2 separate regions of the Homo sapiens genome follow, and region 2 is linked to region 1. Evidence: chromatin loops called from intact Hi-C (ENCODE). Cell type or tissue: B cell. All regions are shown on one strand.

What was found. A loop is a pair of places that touch in the nucleus more often than their neighbours do. Peaks named below come from ENCODE experiments on the same cell type or tissue, not always from the same donor. Only the 100,000 strongest peaks of a DNase experiment are listed, where the experiment ranks them.
Region 2: a loop joins it to region 1, with 4 times the contacts of the local background. A loop is called at or near these places in 11 of 110 quality-filtered maps.

Annotation. Positions count from the first base shown.
Region 1 is chr13:48,264,492-48,266,991 of GRCh38, forward strand. ITM2B (integral membrane protein 2B) reads left to right here. Exons shown (of 6, transcript NM_021999.5): 6 at 1-2,500. Among named protein-coding and RNA genes, the nearest start is that of ITM2B, 33 kb to the left of the region's middle. In B cell, no CTCF peak of the experiment used is centred here; a DNase peak (open chromatin) is centred at 980; H3K4me3 peaks cover 1,963 bases; H3K27ac peaks cover 2,500 bases.
Region 2 is chr13:48,318,080-48,320,579 of GRCh38, forward strand. All of the region lies in intron 2 of RB1 (RB transcriptional corepressor 1), which reads left to right. It also overlaps the pseudogene PPP1R26P1. Among named protein-coding and RNA genes, the nearest start is that of RB1, 16 kb to the left of the region's middle. In B cell, no CTCF peak of the experiment used is centred here; DNase peaks (open chromatin) are centred at 112, 982, 1,202, 1,392 and 1 weaker place; H3K4me3 peaks cover 2,345 bases.

The DNA of each region.
Region 1 (2,500 bases):
TGAATTAATATGGGCAGAATCTCTAAGATTCTGCTAAGTGAACATTTAGTAGTTTACTAGACATCTTCTCTTCCACCTAGCAAAGAGTTTGTTGCCCAGAGTTATATAAATCCTACTCTATTGCACACTAATCTTTGCATGTTTAACTCTTTGGGACTTAGGTTCCTAGATAAGGACTTCATGTGTATCTATTTAGAAAAAGAACATTTCTTCATTTCCACAAAGCTACACAGCCATCAGTTCGTTCAATATCTTGTCCAAAGTTATTGCTAGCGTTCTTCTTTCTGAGTCTTTGTGGCTAATGCTTTTTTGAGGAAGAAGCATGATTTAGTCTCAGCTCTCTATTGATCATTTTAGGCTTTTATCTTACTGAAAAAATTAAGCACAATTTAAGATTTTTTTTGAAATATTTACTGAATTTTGAGGCCATAAATTATTTCCTGATAGCACACATGTATGGGTTGTAGATTCCACACTTTTAATCTTCCAGCCACCTATTGCAGATTGGTTCTGAGAAGCAGGATGAGTGGGAGTGGGCTTAGGGGTCAAAATTGAGACCTAAGTGGTATAAAACAAGATAATCCTAGCTTCCTCCCACTTAAAATAATTTGATGGGACTTCTGTATCTGATTTTTAAGCTTGCATTTGTGTTTATATTTTCATTGTAAAAATATCAAATAATACAGTTTTTGAAGGTAAAAAGTAAATGTTCCCGCCCTTCTACCATCCTCCTTCCTCAGTCCCATTCCCCAACAGTTTAACGTGCGATACAATAATGTGTGACACAAAATGACCTAGTTCTTGCCCTAGTGACTAAGCAGATGCAAACGCCTTCTTCTTTCCAAACAGTGTGGTCTTATCCCCGTCGCAAATGGAGGATATTTAAGAAACCCAAGCCAGAAACCCCACAGTCTTCACAGTCACTGTGTCCTCCACCTCCTAGCAGCTTCCTGCTGTTCTGCTCTAGTGGTTCTCTCTGCTTCCCCACACCCACCCGTAAGCCACAACAATCTTTCCAAAACACGAACTTGATGGTTTCATTGTCACACCCCAGCTTAAAACACTTTCCTGGCTTCCCCTGGTTCTTAGGATAAAGACCAAAATACTTAATGCTGCACAGTCCAGTCCCAACCCACTCTCCAGCTTCATCTTAATCACACCCCTCTTTGCTCCTAGTGTCCTACCACATTGCCTGACTTACTGTTTCTTGGTAAATGCTATTCTTACTTCCTGAAGATTATTTCCATCTCCTCACCCGACACCCTTCAGTTAGCTTCCACTCAACCTTCAGAATTTAGTTCAGGTGACCCTTCCTCAAGAGAAGATTTTCCTGAACCATTAGGAAAGGCTTCTCTTGTTTCTCAGTCTCATAGCATCATCTGTCTCTTTTTTGTGACTTGAATATAATTAATATTTTATATTTTGTCCTTGTTGCTTGTTTGGTTAATAGATTTCCACCACTAGACTGCTCAATACGTTAGTAGGGCACCTGACACATAGTTGCAGCTCTTATTTATTGAATGAATGAATGATTCCTTCCCGTACCACCCTAGTCTTGCCCACTGTCATTTTTATTCTGGGTATTATATTTCCCAACCAGTTGTCTGACTTTCTCCTCAGATCTCATCCCCATGGGTCTGAGTGAGTTGCCTTGAATATAAGATTCAGTGATGGTGTCCTGCTGCACTTAAGAGAAAATCCTTTTTTCAAGCCCTAAAATCCTGCCCTCACTAGACTTCTCTCACCATTTCTCTGTTTGCATCCTAGCCTTTTAGTTTTGGCCTCATATAAGCTTGCAGCCCTGCCTGAAACAGTTGTCTCTGTCCCCACTCTACCCCCTGCCCTCCACAAAGAAAAGTTAACTCTTACTCATCTTTCAGATCTCAGACTAAAAGTTTCCTCAGAGATGCCACCATAGCTCTCTATTTCTCATACCTTTCATGATACTTCATCACCTGTCTTCATGAAGTCCTCCTCTAGACTATTAGCAAAATGCTCATACTGTGTCCTCAGTATTTGGCACATAATAGGTTTTCTTGACACTGAAGGAAGGAATAAACATCTGGTAACTATAGCTAGAAAAAAAGGAAATACGGTATCTACTTCACTAAAACCAAAGGGGGTTTTTTTGGGCAGACAATCTTCATTATTCAGATGGAAATTAATGTTTGTTGAATGAATGAGCTACATTTCATGGATTAACTCCATGAAATGGAGTTCAGCTAGTAAGGGTTATACTTTGAGGCTATTTCATCTTGATGGGCTTGTTGTTCAAAGTTAGAGCCTCATTTTAAGTAAAATGTTCTGTGGGGGCCATATTAAGATTTTCATATGACAGAAGTGTATATATATCCACAAATGTTTCAAGCCAAGATTATGTCTTCTTCCATAATGCCACCTTCTTCTAGGATAGTATTTTTGGGCCAGATGGTTTTCCACATTTAAAACATACCAACATTCTTTTAAGGCCCAGTGATTATCAAAAGGGATTGGCACTACA
Region 2 (2,500 bases), 54 kb after region 1:
GGCGGAGGCAGAGGCGCATCCCCTCACTCGGAAGGCCGGGGCCGTGTCCTGGCTCCTGACGCCCTCCTGCTTCGTCTTCTCTGCCATACTGCCACAGACACTGGGAGGTTTGTTCCCTGGACCCTCGCCGCTGTCTCTCTTGGACTTGGAGAGTCAGCTATTAAGCACCGGCGGGCTTCTGTCTTTCCAGTCTCTCGGGAGCCCGCCCAGCTGCTCCAGGAAGTGCATCTGGGCAGTGCTGAACCTGACCTTCCTGCACGCAGCCCTGGGTTCCCTGCACCTCTTCTTGAGCTTTCGCTTGGACCTTAAGTCCTTGATGGCCGTGTCCAGGTCCTCGTCACTGTCCAGGGAGCTGCTCTTGTCTTCGGAGCTCTCCTTCTCGTCCAGGTGCCTCACCTCGTCTGTCTTACCCTGGCCCTGCGTCATGCGAGTGTCGCCGGGCCCCTTGGCTGCGCCCTCCCCTCCCGGGACCTCGCTGGCTTTGCCCTGGACGGGCAGGTCCCGCCCCTCATGGCCGGGCACGGCTCACGCCTGGCTGTGGTCGGCATCCTGGCCACCATCTTTCACCACCTCCCGCGTTTTCTTGGGCGTGGACGGCCTCATGGCATGGCCGCCGCCTCTACGTTTCCTTTTGCAGCTCAGCAGCGGGTCCGGTGTTTTAGAGAGGGGGGCCTTGGGGCCACTGGTCTGGCTGTTGGGGCCAGGCGGTGAAAGTGGGCCCTGGGCAGCCTGCGAGCAGCTCTCACCTCTGGCCAGCAAACTCCCCGACTATGCCTTGAGGGTCAAAACGTCTGGATTTCCTGATCGATGCTGTCGTCGCTGTCCACGGAGCTACTGTCGCCGTCAGAGCGGGAAGGCACGTTCAGGGAGTAGAAGCGTGGGCTTGCAGAAAGGGACCTGTTGCTGCCTTACATGGGGGCCGGCAGGGTAGTCTTGGAAATGCCCAAGATTGCTTCCGCGCGCGTCAGTTCAGCGGACGTGTCTGCCTGGCACGAGGACCGTTCTACAAACTCGTTCCTGGAAGCCGGGCTCGCTGGAGGCGGAGCTTTGGTTTCCTTCGGGAGCTTGTGGGGAATGGTCAGCGTCTAGGCACCCCGGGCAAGGGTCTGTGGCCTTGGTGGCCACTGGCTTCCTCTAGCTGGGTGTTTTCCTGTGGGTCTCGCGCAAGGCACTTTTTTGTGGCGCTGCTTGTGCTGTGTGCGGGGTCAGGCGTCCTCTCTCCTCCCGGCGCTGGGCCCTCTGGGGCAGGTCCCCGTTGGCCTCCTTGCGTGTTTGCCGCAGCTAGTACACCTGGATGGCCTCCTCAGTGCCGTCGTTGCTGCTGGAGTCTGACGCCTCGGGCGCCTGCGCCGCACTTGTGACTTGCTTTCCCCTTCTCAGGGCGCCAGCGCTCCTCTTGACCCCGCTTTTATTCTGTGGTGCTTCTGAAGGGCTGCAGGGGGCTGCTGGCTTCGGGCTGCCCTTGTTCTCCTGCTTGGTCGTGACCCTGGACTTGAGGCTTCTGGGCTGCACGTTCGTCTTTGCTAACCGGGGAGGTTTGCGAAAGGCGAACTCTTTATGGGCGCCCTTCAGACCCTGCCGATGCGCCACCTTTGCGGCTAGCTCTTCGTGGGATTTCAAGAGTGACTTGGTCGAATTTTCGTTTGGGTCTGGTTTTTTATCTATTGACCCCATCACATTTTTGGGTCGCATGCTATCTCTTCTCATTCAGAAGCTGTTCTATTTCCGCCTTAATGCTCTGCTCGAAGGAGTCGTTGCTGCTCGCTCTGACCGGGAAGGCAGAACCCTAGTCCTCACTGGATCTCACCTGGCTGCCAGGGCCACCACCTGAGCCAGGTACAAGTTTTGGGGGGACACACGGAAGTCGGGGCACTGCCGTGAGATAGTTCTGGCTTACATCTACTGCCACTGCCTGCAGCCCTGGAAGGCTGGGCTGCGCCTGGCTGGCCCCTGCCAGCCCCGGGCTGTGCGGCTCCACTCTTTGCCTTTAGGTACTCCCGGATGGCTTCCGCAATGTCCCGGTCCACGGAATCATCATTGAATCTAGCACCAACGGGCCAAAGTCTGCAGTTTCCTCCTCCCTCATGGGGTCAAAGTCAGCAACAAGACCACAGGCAGGCAATGCGGGCTGCTCCTTGTGCACGGTGGGCTTGGCAGCTGGCTTGGCGTCTGCCCTGTGGCCCCTCTGTGCAGCGCGCTCATCGGTGGTGCCCCGAGCAACCCCGCTGCGCTGCAGCGTGCTGATGAGCATCTGCACCCGGGCGCTCACCGACACGCTCTCCACCCCCTCGTCAGCCTCCGAGAAGCACCCGGGGAACCTAAAGCTCCCTGGTGGGCCAAAGGCCTCCCATTTGGACTGGGGAGCAACCCCTGGAGTAGCGTTCCTGAGAAACATTCTAGCAGAAGGGGAGGGACGCGCAGAGGGACGACGCTTTATTTCTCTGCCAGCTTCATATACTCAAAAGGTTGGCAGCGGGGTGCAGTGGCTCAAGCCCGTAAT